Regions from separate parts of the Homo sapiens genome. Here region 2 is linked to region 1. A link is a loop called in an ENCODE intact Hi-C map of the cell type or tissue named here. Cell type or tissue: Calu3. All regions are shown on one strand. Links, peaks and the distances in the headings refer to the core of each region. The heading gives the core; the rest is flanking DNA.

Region 1 (9,762 bases), core at 693-8,692:
AGCTACGTAACTGGAGGAAAGGCAAGCACATTTTATATGTGACAAACAACTATCTCACATATTAATTTCAAAATGTAAGACATCTAAAAGTGCACATCAAACTCAGCATTAAAAATTATTGAGATCCTTTGCCGTAAAAGTGATTTCCTTATATTTTCTAGAAACTCAAATTGGATCCATATTAAAGAAGAGAAGGATGGATTTGTTTAGACAACACAAACCTAGGAAGGGTTTGAGAGGTGAAACAAACTGGGTTATGGATGAACGGGGGCAATTGGAATGTAGAATTGAAGCAGTAATTAACATCTTGGTAAGTTACCCACCATAAAACGCTTTAGAGCAAGATAGATTTTTGTTTTTCTTTTTTTTTTCTTCTATTTCTTCTTTTCTATTTTTTTTCTATCTTCTCATGTAGGACACCCTTTTTTTTTCTCTAATTTTGAGATCCTCATGGATGAAAACAAAACATATATTGAAATATTGCATAGGAAGAACACAAATAGCTTTGATAATGCACCAACTGCAAGTGGATTCATTGGCTCTGTGTCAGCTGGTGCATGTAGGAAGCTGAAGAATATTTTCTTGCCAACGTTTTGGCAAGACTTATTTTTTCCCGGGGGGTGGGCGCAAGGGTGCAATCCAATAATAATTAAAAAAAAGACTGTATAACCATTGTGTAGGAAGAGCTTCAGCCACCCTACAGCCGAGAGCGAGTTGGTCTTCCACAAGTCACTGGGGGAGATGAAGGGTACACTGTAGTCAGGTGGAGTCTCTTTGGGCCTAAAATCACTATAGGACACTTTTCCAAAGTACCCTGGTGTCTTCAGTGATCCTGAGTGCTGGCACTTGCACTTTGTCACTACATCCATCCCAGAGCTGCCCCAGTGGCTGGAGGCCTCTTGAATATCAGCATCATGCTCTCCCCCAACCTAGGGGATTCGTTTTCCTCCCCTGCAGTAGACATTTGCGTGAAGGTTAATCCACAGTTAGGAGTTGCTTAACTCAAGCCTCAGAAAGCGTACACTGCATCTTTAAGAAATAGTTTACTTGTGAATCAGTAAACGTACTAGACAAAGCAGCCATTACTTATGCATTCCTGCATATCCAGCAAGGTGAAAATAATAGAATAAACATCATATACTTCATTATGATATCGGTTTACACTTCCAGGGTACACAAAAAGAGGCCATTTCATCAAGCTAATTGCCTGAAAGTAAAAGAGAGAGAACTTTAGCTATTAGTCTATTATGGGGCTTTTTTCTTAATCACAAATAGGGGCCGTGTGTCCCTGGGGGGATGTGTATTCTAATTTACAATTGAACTACAGATCAGAGCAATCAATCTTGGGCAGCACTTTTACAGTGTAATTGCTGCAACATAACAAATAAAAAAAAAAAAGAGAGAGAGAGAGAGAAGAAGAAGAAGAAGACCTAAGCTGAGCGTCAGCTTGAGGTGGAGATATCTGCAGGCACTAGTTCAGGGTGGGAGGGAAGAAACGCCACAAACATGAATATGCAATGAGGGCTCATTAGCGGCCTCGTGTTGCCATGACGAATGGCATTATCCGCGGCCTGGTGCTGCCTAAACGTGAATTTTATAACGACCCATTTATCATGACTTGTCATGGGCTTCTGTACTGTACTTTCTTCCAGCTCACACACCTTTCCCTATTATGACAGTAGAAATCTTTCCTTTTATTATTATTGTTTCCTTTTGTATTGATTTCTGGCTCTTCAAAATAAGTTGCATCAAACAGAGCAACATGCTAATGAGCGATTTGTGCCTTCAAAGTTGAAGAACTAAAACTTGATTATTCATCCCGTTTTCTCTATAGTCATATAATTGAGCAAACAGTTGGGCTAAACTTTGAAAGAAATTTCTTGATGTGTGAGTTTTTGTTTTTGTTTTTTGACTGTAGCATCTTGACACTGCAGATTTTTTTTAAAGTTAAAATTAATGAAGTGATCTTCCTTTCATTTATTTTATTCCCTTTGTTGTACTTCCAGAATCTTTTAATATCTTAAACGCACAGCTCAAAAGTTTCTATGTCTCTTCCCAAAATCTCGGCACCATTACAGAAAAGTGTAAGACTAAAGTGTTTCAGAGATTTTTAGTGCTTAGCATTTTACAAGTGCTTGAGTTGATTTCTCACTTAGAAACCCTCTTATACTGTGCAGAGGAATGTTAGCAAAAAGCTTGTTCTTTGATGATAACTTCCTAGGATGTACATTTTACTAACAGAAAAAAAAAGTGGAAGCAATCTCCCATGATGGAAACCATGAGATCTGTTTGAATATTCAGCAGCAACAATTTGCTCTATGCAAAGGCTTGAGTCTTTGCCATTGGCCAGGAGGGAGGAGGGTGCATTTGTCTGTCAAAATTAAGTCCACCAGTCAGCCAAGCATAGGGTCCTAGATTGGCAGAAGTGTCCTATTGTAATCAGAGATACAGTATGCCTTATGATTAGTCCGTTTAGTACCATGAAAAGGGTAGCACTCAAACTATTTCTCGGATTTAGCGTGGTGAAACACGGCAGCACAAGGAAGTAGAATCTGGTATTGCTTTGCACATCCAGGGATTATAGTCATTCCTGTATTTAATTTGTAAATGGTAAATAGCTGACCAGGTCTTGTTAGCATGACTGTCTCTACTGTGCCCTCTTGGATTTCATTTTAATAGTAATGACACTTTTACACAGTAATACTATTCATGTAATAATGATATGTAAAACTCAAAATAGTCCGTGTATTACTGATAATTTTATATTCATAAAGGATTTTGCCCTCCCCAGGTTCTTGTTTTTAGATCCTTGGGTTCACTAGAATCAGGTCTATTATTTAATTTTTTTTTTTTTTAAGGAAGAGAAAATTGGGGCTCAGACGTTAAGTGACTGGCTCAAGGTCACACAGAAAAATGAGATGCTGGGGCTCAGCATCAAGTTCTTAAGTCCCTGGGTCAGTGCTTTAAGGTACCCAAAGTTGCAAAGCAGAAATTATTCTTAAAATGGCGGGTAATCTCTTTTAGGATTTAATGATAAGTGAATGAATTGGGAAAGGATCCCATTGAAAAGATGACCATCATTTACACTTGAGAGCCTGTTATTCTCCAAAGCTACCTACTAGGACTGAAATTCGCATGTGCATGTCAATTAAAATTAAGTTTCCATTCCAACCATTTAAGGTGAATTAACTTTCATCATTTAAAAATGCAGATATGAAATGTTTTTCAACATAGAGACTTGGGCACCATCCTGGATGGTAATCTGGTCTTATGAATCCACTGGGCATTATATTTTTGTTTCTGAAGAAAATATCCTTGTTTTCCTCGTGAATGCATTACATAGGATTTTTAGAGATCATTTTGTGAAGAAGGGAGTGAAATATTGGCAAATGATATTAAATAACGCTGTGATTGTGACTGAACAGATTAAGACTTTGTCTATACGACACCAAACATCTGGATGAAAATGGAAAAAAGAAAAGTAAAAATCCTTGATGTTCTGTTTACTTGATACCATACATCTGGATCTTTAATAACATCTGGATTTTTGACTCTTTTCTCCTCCTAGGTTTCATCTGGGTGTTTGGCATCATGTTCAGAAATGTGAAAAATAAAATTCAGCACCGTTATTACTGAATTAGATAAAATGATTGTATTTAATTAATCCGTAAATATTAACTAATTATTCTGTTTACCATAACATGTAATGAATATAATTCTCCACCAGGCAAATAAAGAAAGAAAGATGTAATTAGGTGATTTAAGCATAAAACTTGGCTGAAAGCATATTTAAATCTTGGTCATAGTTTACTGGCATTAATTTCCTTGGGCAAAAATCTTTGTAGGTCCTCAGACAACCATTTTCTCTTCTGAGGAATAGATTTCCCTCGTTCTTCTGAGGGTCTGTTCATTTACAATGTGTTTTGACAGTAGTAAAATTTAGTAAACATTCAGTAACATATGAGATACATCTAGTAATAGATGTTTTCTTTGCCAAGTGAATTATCTGGGGCTGATAAAAATCAGTGTAAAACCCACTCTCAGAGCAGCCTTCTGACATGCCTGAGGCTGAACCCCGAAGAGGAATCTACTGAAACTGGACTTGAAAGCCTTTGTCACAATGAAAAGCACCTTCTGTGACTGACATTCTTTTGTGATCTCCTCCAAAAAAGTTATCATAATTATTGAACATTTCCTCTGTAGCTTATTCTCAATCCAATCAGTTATAATGAAAATAGTCTGCTTGCTTTTTATATTCTTAAGTTTTCAAAATGATTAGTGCTTCCTTGAGATATCCCATTAATTGGACACACAACCCAGATGAAAAGGCTGAAACCCAAGAGTATATAAAAAAACATAAGGTTGTTGCAATTTAAGTGCCTTCAAAAGATCTAATTTGATTTCTAAAAGCAATTTTGCAGATGTGAAAATTAAAGGCACGCAGAAACAAGATATGATTTAATGAACGTGTAGGTTAAGAAACATTTAGAGGTTTCAGTAGCTTTACTCTGACGTTTTTGTTTGTTTGTTTAGCTGTTATGTTGGAAAGATTGAGTCCACAACACAATAAAAATTACTGAATTTTATGGGTCGCTATTTCCTTGATCAAATTGTCCCATTCTTCCCAACATGTTTCTGAAGCAACTTTGTATTTCTGTCTGCAGATTTTCAGGTCCAGGACCCGTCAATCAAATTTCAGATTCTAATAAAGTCCAAGGGTCTCTCCACTTAGGTTTGTCTTAGCTGTTTCATCAATGAGCCCCTCCCCCTTTCCCAGCAAATTGCACACTTATTCCCACTTAAAAAAAAAAAAGAGAGAGAGAGAGAGACAGAAAAATAACCCTTCCCACTGGTTCTAATGACATCTTCAGTCATTAATGAGTTAATAAAAATCTCGAAGTCATCTGGGCTAGATAAGAAAGAAGAAAGAAATGTATTGTACTGTAATGACAGGCTCTCGAGCTGCCCTCTGAGATGTCATGGGTCAGTCATGTTAAGAATGTGTGCGTCCAATCATCTGCTGATTTTTATCAGCAAGCTCTCCAGCAGGAGCTGACAAGGGCCAGTTTGGGAGTCACAATGAATAAACAATGACTTTTTGGATTGTTGGGGGCTGTGTAATAGAGTGAGGGGTTTATATATACTAAAACATGATGACATTAGCAATCAATATACCAATTACTGGACAAGTTATTGGAGGAGGCATTCACGTGTCTTCAGCCTGCTTGCACTTTGAAGGGGCCTCTAGCAGGGAGAGTCCGTGTGCCCAGAGGCCGGCAAAGGTTCAAGACGTCAGGCCCAGATCTAAAAGGCAAGCCCCTCTTCTCAGGCTGAAGTAGTCCAGAGCTGGATGATTTGAATCCCCTGGGGAGTTTATTAAAAATACAGATTCCTGACTTTCCTTCTTAGAGAGTCCATCTCAGGAGTCTGGGGCTAAGGGTGAGACTTAGTGTTTTTAACAAAGTTTCCAGGTAATCCTGATCGGGAGCATTAGGGAACTGCTGTACAGTTGTAATTCCCAAAGTGCTGTCCCCCAGCCAGAGCAGCTGCATCCCTATCACCTGGGAGCCTGTTGCAAATGCACATTCTTGGGCCCCTCCCTAAACCCACTGAAACTGAAACTCACTAGGGGTGGGGCCTAGAGATCTGTGTTTTAACACAGCCCTCAGGTGATTCTGATGCACTGTACAGTTTGAGAACCAAGGCTGTAGTACAAAGATCCTTGCCAAGGTGTTGCAACACAGCTCTGTCACCTGTAGCCTCTGAGGCTCCTCATGGGTAATTTGTTACTTGTACTAGTTAGAGTGCTGGAGTTTGCAAATGATTTACTTAAAAAAATTAAATTAGAGTAGATCCAAGATTATCTTCACAGTCATGCCACTCTCATTCACTTGCATACTGCTAGGCTTTCTTGAATGATCTTGATGTATGAGTGACTTTGGTTATAGAATAGGAAGAATAAACATAGCTTTTGTCTATTATTTGAAGTGGAAAGAGAGAGTGGATTTGTACATAATCTTAAAAGAAAAGGAGTCCATAAGAAAAATCAATGTACGTGAAGCATTTATTTGATGTATGACAAATATTTATGTAGGTAACCAGTGCCACTTGTGAAACCCATGGGCAATTGGTGAGGTCTACTGTTTTCGTCTTTGGTAGCCACAGAACATGCAACGTGTCTTAATTAGAAGAAGAGAATATGCACGGCCCAAGGTCAGCATATCCTCAGAAGAGGAATGGCGAAGACCTTCTTGCAGTTGGGTTGAGACTTCCTTTATTCAGCCAAGGGTCCTCCTAAAGGGGCTTGCTCAGCTTTCAAAAGAGGTGGACTCGTTTGTCAGCCATGCAGTAGATTTAAATCAGTGTTCTCCAGAAGACGTTTGAAATAGTAATTTCATGTCTCAAAACATTGATTTAAAAAAATGTCCGGGGTCAAGTGAGAAACAGTAGATTAACCTGAGTTAAATATGATTGTTTGCAGCAGGGCCCCCAAAGCCTCCAGCACATTACTATGCACTGTGAATCCCCAGGACATTTGATCTTCAATAGATCTGATTACCCAAACCGTTTTATAAAGGATAAGCTTGTAGCATTGGTGTTCAAGGAATAGACTTTCAGGAGACACAGATTCCTATTTTCTAAGATGGCAACAACCTGTTGGTAGAAGCTAGTTCTTTTATATATTGTATAGTAAGGAACCTCTTCCTTTATTCTAATGTATCAAACCCTCTGTGTCTGGCGTCAGGATTCATTATGTGGTGGCTTGACGCCAGCAAAAAGGTTCATGTAACACTCACCAAAGAGTTAAATAAGTTGTCCAGTTGTTGATGGTTTGGTTAAATTATCCCTGAATTTTTGGCATATCTCCCAGAACAGGTACTCATAAAAAAAGAAAGAAACCTGGGTTTTGCTAAGTGAGATTACATTGTGTTTTCATATATGAGGGATAATTCCAGTGCAATACTTGCCTATACCCAGAAACTGGCTGCATAAGCAGACGGGCATTGGGCTGGGTCTGATGTTAGAAAGTACTTCTGCCCCCTCCATTGACAGTACTTCCCCCGTCTTTTCTAGCTCACGGGGCTCCAGATGGCCATAGCTGTGGTAGCCATCTTTGTCCCCGTACTGGCTATTTCTGAAGGTGAAAGGTTGGGGATATGTATTACAGAGGGCAGGTCAGGAAGGATTTAAGCACATTACTGGTTGTAAAATTTCTTTTCTTGAAGTTATGGCCAGAACTGTGCGTTCGTTAATGCCAAATGTTAATTCTTGCTGAGGACATGATGTCTTATAAATGTTGTAAAAGAATATCATTTTTCCTGTAGCAGGGCAGGTACTTTTAAGGCCATGTTAAGAAAAGGGCTAGTTTCCCCATAGCATCTGCAGGTCACCTGCTTGCTTATAAATCGTCTCTATGCTAACATCCCTTCCAACTGTTACACAATAGTTAGAAGAAATTGTCACATGGTAGAAAGAATAGAACTTAGCTGACATTTGAAAGACGTGTAAAGATTAAAAACAAGCAAACAAAAATTCCTCCAAAATAAAACAACCCCACCACCCTTGTTAATATTTGTCACCTTTTCTACATAGTTTTACAAGTCTCTGCTAGACTCAGAACTCATTAGGATGTGTCTCTCAACTAAAAATAATAGAGCAGGTTCAACTTTGGGAGGTCCTAAAGCCCTTTTTTCATCTCCTTTGTAAATATATCCCCATTGACACCACATGTGCTTCCAAGCTTTCCAGACATAAGGCGTTTGTATGATGGGATTCACTCTACACCCTCGTAGAAAAGAGCAGAAGTTCAACACAGTTAACGGAGATCTACCCACCACTGGTCTGGTTTGTTATGTAGTTGAATATTTCTCCCCTTTATATTCTTTGAAATGTTTTGAATTAAAATAGCTTACTCAAGGTCACTGAAGGCATATGGTCCTGCTCAAAACTTTAAACAAAACATTAGTTTTTACAACCTTTTGTAATTTGGTATTGTATACAACATAGCTATATGCGGAGTTTCTGTAATCTTTTCAGTGGGTGACAGAAATATGAGAAGCAAATTTATAAGCCATTTAGTGAAGCATTTAATCAATTTCATGCATAGAAAATAACTCCGATTGCTTTGCTTTATCAATCTTTCTTTCCAGCAAAACTCTTAAGTCAACAGCATCTCCAAACACTGCCTGGGTGGGGGAGGGGCTGGGGGCGGGGTGGAGAGCGGGCAGGCACCTTTCCCTGCACACAAATGTCAGGGACTTCAAAAGTCTGCCTAAAAGGGCTTGCCAGCATCTATGAGGCTTCTGGAGGCTGTTAATGTATTTCAGAAAGAAAGCACGGGTCTAATGTTTAGAGTAAGTTTTCAAGGCCTTTTACTGTAAAGTTATTCATTAAACACCCTTTTCCCAGAGTGACTCTCACATGCTCAGCAGTGCAGACTGTGTTCAACATTAGGCTCAAAGAAGTATTTTTGTAAAAACTGTTTCAGTGGTTATGACTTTTAAATACATGAAAACTGAAATGACTCACATTAAAACTTAACTTCTGAATTAAGGAGTTGAAGCAATGCGACCAAAATACCTGAGATTCACCAAACAGAGCTATTTTAGCAGTTTTCAGGATACTTGAACTGTTTTTTAGAGTTCATGTTCCAATTCTCTTTTTGAATTGCTTGGAAGATTAATCCATCTCTTGGCTACATAGTGAGTTAATATTTTCTTTTCTGTCATGTGCTAGAATGTCTCTTACGACATTTTACCCCAAACACCATCAAGTTTTTAAGTGAAAAAGTCCTAAGGGAGCAAAAGATGATTTTGCCAATAATCATTAACTGCTAAACTGTATTAAAACTGCATTAGCTCTACCTTGTCCTCTAAATGGGAACTGATATGAAAGTATTGCAGATATACTTTCTAATTTAGAAAATAATTTGCTACCACTGATTTTTGAACCTAGAAAAATATTCCAGTGAATAAACTCCAGTCTAGATTCCTCTTTTTTTTTTTTTTTTTTGAGATGGAGTCTCACTCTGTAGCCCAGGCTGGAGTGCAGTGGCATGATCTTGGCTCACTGCAACCTCCGCCTCCCGGGTTCAAGCAATTCTCCTGCCTCAGCCTCCCGAGTACTGGAACTACAGGCGCACACCACCACACCCGGCTAATTTTTGTATTTTTAGTAGAGACGGGGTTTCACCATCTTGGCCAGGCTGGTTTTGAACTCCTGACTTCGTGATCCACCCGCCCTGGCCTCCTAAAATGCTGGGGTTACAGGCGTGAGCCACCGCACCTGGCCTACATTCTTCAGTTCTGATTTTAAATCGGCTCCATTCCTGGACCTCATCTCAGCCTCCTGATGTTTCACTCTGCCTTTTAAATATGACATATGCAAGTATTTGCCTGTGTTGGCAGTTTGGTGGCATGCCATTGATGTTTATTTTGCTACACTACCTAACTTGTGGGGGCCCCATCATTTTATTGAACAGAGTCGCCTTAATAATCTTGCATAAAATTGGCAGCTCTTGGGGAAACTGGCTATGCAAGTAGCTTGGCTGATTTGTCTATCTCTCTGTCTCTCTGTCTCTCTATCTCTCTATGTATTTATCATTCTTTCTATTGTTATTCAACCATTAAGTCTTGCATTACACCAGTGCCTCACTGACTTTTAAATGATCATTTTGAAAGAAAGATGTCTTTGGTGTAAGATCTGATATTTAATGCGAAAAGGGACTCCTTAGAACTAAGGAGTTTAAAATTTTCAAATAAA
Region 2 (9,762 bases), core at 1,277-9,276, 52 kb before region 1:
GGCGCACAGGGCAACCCTTAGTAGGGCGGGAGGGAGGAGTGCGGGCGAGAATTAGAGCCTGGGGAAGTGGCTGAATGTCAAAAGTAAAAGGTTGAAAAGCCAATTTTCCAGGCGCGCTTTCGCCCCCCTTAGCTGGTTGCAGGGGCCGTAAATCAGCGGCCGGCGGCGAGGGCGGGAGGAGCCCCCTCGGCGAGCTCGGCGCGGCCCCGCCCGGACCGTGCGCACCTCCCGGTGGGCCCCGAATCGATCCGAAGCCCAGCTAAGGATGTCAGCGCACTAAATATTTACTGATCACACACAAATAGCCGGGGCTCGAACGATTTTCCTCTGTGAGGAGAGCGCGGAGAGAAGGGTAAATCATTTTATTAGTGTGGATAAAGCCCAGAGCACACTCCGGGCTGGAGTGTTTTAAGATGTGTCTTCAACAGGATGAAAAGAGTTAGGGAAATCGATACCGAGTGATTAGAAGCCCCCGGGGTGACGAAGGGGGACTGGGCTTTCAGGGATTTGGCGAGGCCGAGAGGGGGGAGCAGGCCTCAAGGGGGGCGGCCCGACCACCGCCAGGGAGCTCCCGGCTCAGGCCTCCGTCCCTCCCTCCTCGACGGGAGACGCCAGGGCGCAGCGAGCTGCGGGGAGTCCACTGCGGCCAGGCTTCGTGGTGCCGGCGCCGGGTGAAGGCTGCGCGGGCCGCCGCGGGGCCGAGGGCTTGAGAGCCACTGGCTTCAAGCCGCGAGTGGCAGAGGCCAGGCAGCCGCGGGAGTGGATTGCAGGCGCGGTGTGGGAACGCCGGCAAGTCCCCCGCACGCAGTCTCTCCAGACAGCCTCGGGGATTGAAGGTGTGGCCTAAACAGGTTGCATTTCTCCTGCTGGCATTTCGGGTACTCCTCCCAGCCGCGACCCGATGCACCCTCGAACTTTCTCCCGGAGAAATCTCTACCCATCCTGTCTTTTAATATTTTTCAAGAGGTCTCAATGGCCCATCCCCGCCAGCTGCCTCTTCCTCCCACCCACTCGGTGTCAGGGGCGGCCGCCGGGTGGCGGAACCCGCTGGGGACTGCCGGGAGAGTGGGTTCCAGGTTCCCTGCTCGTGGGCAGGTGGGACGACATCTGAGGCCGAGGAGGAAGGCAGGGGGCTGGGTGACAGGCACCGAGGAAGCCCCAGGACGTCAGCGTCCTCTCCTAGGCGGGAACTCAGCTTTGGGGGTACCAGGCCACCCCCAGCGATGGAAACCCGCCCGGGGCCCTTGGCTGGGTACTGCGAACCCAAGTGGCCAAGGAGTAAAGGCTGGCAGGGCTTGACGAAGTTAGCAAGGCTTTGAGGGGAGTTTGCTGGGAGGGAGAGCAAAACCCCCAAACTCAAGCAGCGAAGCCCTGGCGCGAAAATGGCTTTTCACTTCTCCAAGCGCAAGTCTCTCTCGCTACTGTGAACAAACCTTGAGGTTCGAAACAGCTGCAAATAATCAAGTAGGCGCAAATTTCGGGAGGGGAAAGGAGGGGCAAAAGGTAAGAAAAGGGGAGAATCTTTTTCGTTTCTTCTTCCTTTTCCCGCTCCTGGCCTTTTCCTAAATATCTGCGCTCCCTAAAGCAACTGATAGCTACCTACGTTTGTTTATTTATTTAGAAAGGTTCACCCCCCCCCCACCACCACCCCCCAATTGCTCGATTTTCTTGGCAGCTTGAGGGATCCAATCCAGGCTGCCCTGCTTGGCTCTTCGGTGCAACAGGAAATGTAGCTGCAGATCCAATTAACCATTTTCCAGAAGAGAATTTCTTTTTTTTTTTTTTTTAAATGAATCCCAGTGGATTGAAGCGACCGTGTTCAGGTGTGAGGCTATCGGGTACCTCGCATTCCTTCCCCGGTAATCCTCCAATTCCTGCGTTGGAAGTTCGCAAGCCAAGCTGACCTGGAAGGTGTCAGGAGCCGGGTGTCCATTAACCCTTCTTGGTCTTGGCCAGAACGAAGGTTAACTACAGTGATCTACCAAAAAGAGACGTAGCAAAAAGGAAGCGAGGGAGGGAGGGAGCAAAGGAAGAAGGATGAAAGGAGGAAAGGGTATATTCACTCTAGTTGCCAGAATTTTAGAGCTCTGCCCTTCACTGGTCCTCTCCCACCTCCACCCTTCCTATGAAAGCAGGTTTCCATTCAGATAGACAACAGTCTCATCCATCACCCGCAGCACACTCCATGGAGATGGACTTTAGGGAATAAGAAAATATAATATAGTGAAATATTTTCTTGTATTTAACTGACCGTCTAGTCCATTTAAAAAATATTTCTAACCATGTCTACAGCAGTAGATTGCCGTGGCAGAGAGTTTTAAAAACTAAAAAAAAAAAAAAAAAAAACTAAAAAAAAATTACATGGTTTATTTAAATAAAAGCTAATTTTAGAATCTTGTCAGTAGCCACATTATAGCCATAAAATCTGGGTGAGATTAGAAAAATATATTCTGCTGGTTTCAAACCTGGTGGCTGCAGGAAGGTGTATGCACGTGGGTGTGTATATTCTGATGGTGTTAGAAGTTCCTTGATGGATTAAAGGTTCATATACTCAGGCACTAGATAGAGGCTGTCACTCATGTGTACTGGCAAAAAGGCAGAAGGCAGTACAAAAAAGAGTTTTGAATGAGCTCCTTAGAACCACCATTGTTGAAATACAAGCTGAAGCAACTTAGCTATGGTAGAGCTACCGTGGCTTGCAAAATCACAGAAAGACACTTCAAAGTAAAGCCATCAGTTTTGCAGTTTGGTAGCTTTGGCAAGGCATTTAAATAAAAGGTGAGCATCTTTTGCCTAAATATTTAAAAATTCAGGGATATGCTACTCATTCTATTTTACTTTTCAATGGATTGAAGAATTAAAGGAGAACAGGCTATAGCTAGAGATGATGGCATAAGGGGGCTCTCTGCCCATTTAACCAAGTGTGATGTGGGCTATACATGCTTTTAATGCTAATATTATATTGTAAGGCAAATCCTGCTGAGAAAGTTCCAAAGACATCTAAAGCCATGTGGACATCAGCTCATACTTAGTAGTGGACAGAGTGAGGAATTATTGTCTGGTTCTATATTTTTCTCTTTCTCAAGAGTCTGGTAATGAAATCTTTTAAATGACAGTTAATTTTTGGTATGTAAAAAAAAGCATTAATCAAATGATATCAAGTGCCAGTCATTTAAATGTGAAGGTGTTAGTAAGGCAAATACCCAGATAAATTAATATGGTTAATTAGCTGCATCAGTAGTACTCAAAGAAAATACAAGCAGAACAACAAAAGGGATCTAATTTAATTTTCTTAAAACACAAACTCAAGGTGAATTGCAGTTGGAGAAAAATAGTTTAAGGAGCGATTTCCATTCTATTGGTTTTTATAAGGTTTTTTTTGGGGGGGGGACAGTTTCAATATAAAGGAGTAAGTAGGTGGACAGAGACAGACATACTGTCATAATAGGGAAACATGCACAAATTAATTACAACCTCATTTCTCCTCTTAAAAGGCTGATTTCTTGAAAAGTTGAAGGTGCATCTTAAAAATAAATAAAGAACTTCTGTGTAAAATTAAGAGAAGACTGTTTAACTTCATATTCAGCTTCTTGACCATAGGATGTATTAGCTTGAGAATTTACAAAGTGTATTGTTTAAATAAAATTTATACTTTTCTTTTTAGTTTGAATACAAGGTAGAGAAAGATACTTTTCCTATCCATCTATTATAATTCATAATAAATTAATCAACCTTATCTAGGAGATTTCTATGTACTTGACTGAGGTAAATGGATTGAGAGGAAGTCACTTTAAATAGTTTAAAGCAAAACTGAGAACATTAAAGGAAGGGAATATTGAATTCAGTGAAAAATGTCACATTGGTTATTTCTTGGCAGAACCACATCACATCACCGTCAGGGAGAAGAAGATAGCAAAATTGGGGAAGCCTATTTCTGTGTAGAATGTATGTTAATAACTTATTTACTTCTAAAGGTATGTTGCAATTTCTTTGCATATACTTTGTTGCCACATTACCAAGTAATTAAAAAGATGCTACTATTGTGATATTTAAGTAGTGAGGATTTTAAAGATACTTTTCTTCTTAGCCTCCTCTGAGTGATAAAGACTTATGCCTATTTACTCATTGATTTTCTTACATGTGATTTTGGTTAATTTAATGGCTTTTAAAATTAGATACTATTTTGCTAAAGTCTACACTGTATATAAATTGAAAACAAATTCAAAAGTATCAAATCTTTTTCAGGAATTGCAATTTGAATGTTCAGTTATTGAAGAGCTACTATTTCAACCCCCCAGGTTCTATTAAAAACAAACAACTAAACCTGTTCTTCTTTCCTAACAACTCTTAAAATTGCAACTGACATGGCTGTGGATGAATGAATATTTAATATGAGTCTTTAACCCTCCTTTCCTATTTACCCTGGAAATGCCTTTAATTTGTCTTTTATGCTTACGTATTTTAAAAAGCATTAGTCAGTATACAAGAATTATTCACTCCCTTTTTAAAATCAGTGAATAAAAATTCTAATTATAGAAAAGAGGTGTGATGTTTATTCTGAAGTTTCAGTAGCATGCTAAGGTTTTTAAAATAAACTAGAAGAAACACTATCCTAGATAAATTAAAATAGGGCAGTTGTTGGGTAGGGTTTACATTCATATCCTTCTGCCTTTTTGCTTTTGGTACAAAGATATTTGGGTTTTTGTCTTCACATACTGTCTATTGTTAACAGAGTGAATTTTTGAAGTTAAAAATATTTTCAAATTGTCTCGCCTTTATAGTCGAATGCATTATTAAATTGAAAAAATAATATTCACTTTTGTGTTCAAATTGGTATGTCCAGGCAATAATGAGAAAGGTATGTTCTGTAAAATGTCTCCTCCCCTAAAAAACAAAACACATAAACATTACATAAATTAAGCTCAAGAGAAAAAACAATTCTTAGGATTCAGTGTGTTTGAACAGTGGAGCTCTTAATAAGTTTTTAAAATTTTTTTATTTTTAAAACCTTAACTATCTTCTAAGATGGGACACTTCAGTTTTACAGTTTTATATACTTTTTGAATTTAAAAGCAAATTTTAACATTGCAGGATTTTTGAAGCGCAGAGAGATTTGAAAAATAAGCCTCCAAAATAAAAGACAGACAAGTGACAGGGCATGATGTCTTGCCTAAGTTTTTATGGACGTTACAAAAGTTTTCTTTTAAAAATTACAATAACATGCTTTTTCGTCAAGTACAAAATAAGATAGGAGGGAAAAAAAATGAAGAAAAAGTCTCCCTCTCACTCTCTCCCACCAAAAGACCCCAAACAACAACAAAACAAAATAAAAAGAAACCCAAATCCTAAACCCCATAAATGGAGCCCCTTACCATGTTGGGAAAGTTTCTGTGCAAACTGAACTGTTTCTGTGGGTCCTGCCAAGCTCCTGGCTGGTCAACTTTTTAAACACGGCAGGCAATGGTTAGACTGAGGTGAGCAGCCTGGCAGCCTAGAGAAGGAGGCAGACTAGAGCTCAGCTCCAGAGACCTACCACTTAGAGGGAAAGTTGGGACAGCAACTGTTGAGAGTTAACCTCTCCTTTCCAAAGGAGGTTTGCAGAGGCAGGACAGTGAGAGCTGATACCACCAATTTTATTCTTTTCTCAGGCATTTCTAACTTTTATGATTTCCCCCCTCCTTCCTTTACTATCTGTCTTTGTGCCTCCAGGGCCAGTGAAAGAGCAGGGCAGATTCTAGATTGCTTTCAGAGTTTGCCTTCTCTGATGATGGATTACCATGTCAATTTAAACAGCATAGGATTAATTTGTTTCAATGATTTCTCTTTAGGCTGAATGCCAGCCGTTTTTCTATCTTTCTCTTTGCTCTTCAGAACAACAACAACAACCAAAAAAAAAAAAAAAAGCCTTCTTTCCATATTCTAAGTTAAGAGACAATAATAGAAATAGACAAGTTAGGTGTAATGTTGCAACACAGTTATAGGTCTGAGTGTTTTTTATCTCTGCCTAAGAGGCTGAAACATACAGTCAGTCACATTAAAATGAAATTGGACTCAACATTTATTCAATAAATACTTGTCTTGTAGATAATCCAGTGCCGAGTGCTTTTGACATATAAGAACTTAATTTGTCTTGGATAACAAGTTATTAATATGGCACATTTAAACTTGCCACCTACAATAAGGTTACTGAGCTCTACAACAAACTCAAATGATCATTGTGAAAAACAGTTTGTGGGAAGAAGGGAGACATTTTTTGAGAATGCTTATATTATTATATGTAAGTATATTCACATACAAACCAGTAACACATAGGGGCACACATGCATGTGTACACACTCTCCCCAACATATGTGTGTGTGTGTATATATATATATACATATATATTCAGATCACATATGACAAAAATGTTCAGTGAAGTTAAAAAAAAGTCCATCCATTATACAGATGTATCTAACCTTTCCTGAATAAGAATGTGTCAGAGAATTTTCTCTTTTGAAAGATTTCTAAAGTGCACTTGAAAAATGCTGTTCAAATCCAATTTTTTTGCAAGACCAAACCCATTATGAGGTTGAAAATGTCACAGAAAAAGCACTTAGGTGCAATCCAAAATCAAACAACCCCTCCACATTTTTTACCTAGTCTGAGCTTGCAGCCAGCCAGAGCATGTTGCTGGTAGAATAAAGCCAATTTAAGTGAAATAATCTATTGCTAAAGTGATTATTTAATTTCCCGCTCTAACAGGAGGTCCTCCAATGGATGCAAAAGGACAGGAGAGACATTTCATCCTATGCACTGAATATATTGGGCAAACATATTTCGAATTACGGGCTTCTTTTCCACCACCCTCTTCTAATTGTCTCTCCTTTTCCCAGCATTCCCTCACACTGAAATTTACATTATAGTTCAGAATAGTAAAGTGCATTTTGAATATGAACACAAATGGATTCTATAGCCTTCCCCTTTTCCTCAGCCTTCTCGATGCACAGGTGGGCTTTATTCGAACAGGTTCTACTTTCTAAGGACATGCAGGATCAGAGGCCAATGACTGTCAGAACTGGAATCTATGCAATTTTAATTTGTAAAAAAAGTTATTGGTTGCTAACCTTGGGGGAGATTGTGCATCTCTAAGAAACCAAATCTTTGAGTGCTCTCCCTGGGAAATGACGTTACACATGAGCAGAAAAATCCAGGCAAGAAAGGCTAATTGAATGAAGAGAGAGAATTAGGTTAAAAAATAGAGTACAATCTAGTATCACATTTTCACTAGTGTAACTTGAAATGAAGGTGTCTTCAAGTCGCCAGTGTTGCCAGAGTGTTTAGATGTTGGCCACAGATGGGAACACCTATTGAAATGTGTCTGAAGAAGATTAATAGGGCTTGTCACTGTTGGGAAAGCACTGCTTTGCTGTAAATTTCTACCAGCACAAGATGAATTACCGATGAATGCTCACTTATCAACCCTATCACTATCGTTCGACACTAAATCAAATTGAGAAGTTATCTGCAATCAGAAAATTTCTTTTTAAAATAGACATACACTTTTAGGCCCCAATTCTTTAATAATCCCATGTACAAAACAATTCCCCATCCCCTGATGCTTCTTTAGCTTAAACAAAATTATATCTCAATAATGAATATATTTTTAAGTTTATACACAATAAGCAGCTGGTCAATTGCAAAGGTTGGCAGTATTTCAGAGAGGGTATGAAGGCTTCTTGGAGGTCATCATTTAACATTTCATAAAATGTTTGTGTGTGTGTGTGTGTGTGTTTTAACTTTTAGATCTTTCTCTCTCTTAGTTGGAAGGCAAAGAAGAGAGTGAGTTTACTGTTCTAAACCCTGTGACCTAATAGTCCTCTAATGCTCCGGTAAGATCAAATTCTGAGAGAAATGCAAGTTTAAGTAGAGAACAGTAAAATTGAATTCAACAGATGGCAGTGATACTTGGGGACATGCATTTATTCTTTTGTGATTTAATGGTATTTTAGGTATCTCTTTTTTAAGTTGATTTATTTGAGAAGCAAAGCAGGGGCATGATCTCATTTTATTATTTATTAACCAACTCTGAGCATCCAGAGGCTTTCCAACCTAGGGATAATTATGTTTTGATAAAACCATCAACAATTGTGTTGTTATAGGGCTCTACCTGTTTAAAAAATGTGGTCATATGCATGATTCATTTGATTTTTACTAAAGTCCTGTACAAGAAGAGATTTTGCATTCCCATTTTGCTGATGAGTAAACTGAGGTCATGGAGCCAATAGGAGCACAGTCAGAATTTGAACCTATTTCTCCTGGGTTCCTTTCAGGATTTTTTCACTCATCATTATGTAAATAAAGAGGAGGATGATGATACTAATAGCAGCTAACATTTACTGTATACCAGAACTATGGTAAGCATTTATTTATGTTATTTTATTTAATCTCTATACAGCTCTCTGCGGTAACTACTGCTATTATTTCTATTATCCAAGAGAAAAAAAATGAAAACCAAACAGGATGAGACTTAACAGAGTTTAAGGACCTGCCTGAAATTCACATTGTTAGTAAGGTGGAGGCATATTATTCCAATCCAGGAAGTCAGAATTCAAAGCTGCTGCCCTATCCTATGTTCCTGTTTCCAATTACAAGAAGTCTTAAATTGTATTGAAGGGTCACAAGAAACCCCACTTCTTTTCAGAATATAAAATTCCTTAGACTCTGCAGCAGTGTGTCATGGCAGAATAGGCACTGGTCTGGAAATAAGGAGACCTTGGCTTAAATTCTAGCTTTACCAGTTACTAAGTAGGTGACCTCAACCTTTATGCCCTTTACTTTCCTCATCTCGAAAATGAGTCGGTTGGGTCAAATGGATCTACGGACATTGCACTTGTGTGCTTCTCTCCCTTATGGTGCCCAAGAGGAAAAAAGAGGAACAGAGAAGCAACAGCCACCTATGCAGAGGTGAGTAGGGGCGCGTGACACAGTGCACTGTGAGAGGGCATGGCTCCCGCTTCTTGGAGACTGTCTTGAGGACACTCAGCATTAGAGGAAGTCTCCTTTTTCTTTTTCTTGACTCCAGAGAGCACTGAATACTTAAAACAACGATGGTTCTTTAGAAAACCATAGAATTTAAAACTTGCAAGAAAATCCTTACCTCCATTATTTTCCAAGTAAAAGAAAAAAAACAAAACAGGTCTGTAAAGGTTAGGGGACTTACTTAGGGTCATTGAGCTGGTTGGTGATGCAGTTGAAACTGGACCCCTTTCTCTTGGCCCCCAAACCAGGAATCCTCACCTCCTGAAAGCATCTTCCTTACGCTATGCTCCTTGCTCAACAAAAGATACTTTAGATTATCTGATCATGTCCCTATCATAACCATTTCCCTATTTTATGATGTGATACTTTTATTGGGTTATTATTGGCTGTAATATGAAATTTTTCTAGGTCTCTCTCACAATAGTTTTTCATAAAACCTATTAAACTCACCAGTTACATAGTGGAGGCTGCGATGAAGAATCACACAATAATAAGAATATTCTGTCATCTCCATTAAGTCACAATAACACTCCGATCTGTATTTATTACAATGCTCCTCTGATGCCTCCATCACCCAAATTGCTAGATTTATATTCTCTAATGGTCCCCCAATGGGAAAAACCTGTATTTTTAATTTTTGTTTTCCTGTCCCAAATCACCCTTTCATATCCCTTGCCTGTTTTGGAACCTCCGTCTGGATTTAATCAGAAGTTGCAAGACAAAATGTGCATTATTAAGAAATAT

Evidence for each region. Peaks named below come from ENCODE experiments on the same cell type or tissue, not always from the same donor. Only the 100,000 strongest peaks of a DNase experiment are listed, where the experiment ranks them.
Region 2: it touches region 1 in a loop (4-fold over the local background); 14 of 110 quality-filtered maps call a loop at or near these places.

What each region holds. Positions count from the first base shown.
Region 1 is chr15:96,260,396-96,270,157 of GRCh38, reverse strand. The region is part of intron 2 of NR2F2-AS1 (NR2F2 antisense RNA 1); the gene reads left to right. The region is part of intron 1 of LOC124903584 (a long non-coding RNA gene); the gene reads right to left. Among named protein-coding and RNA genes, the nearest start is that of NR2F2-AS1, 62 kb to the left of the region's middle. RefSeq lists an enhancer at 1,223-1,837. In Calu3, for the core only: no CTCF peak of the experiment used is centred there; DNase peaks (open chromatin) are centred at 5,007, 5,307 and 5,657.
Region 2 is chr15:96,313,129-96,322,890 of GRCh38, reverse strand. The region is part of intron 1 of NR2F2-AS1 (NR2F2 antisense RNA 1); the gene reads left to right. Among named protein-coding and RNA genes, the nearest start is that of NR2F2-AS1, 9.1 kb to the left of the region's middle. In Calu3, for the core only: no CTCF peak of the experiment used is centred there; DNase peaks (open chromatin) are centred at 1,700, 2,072 and 5,480.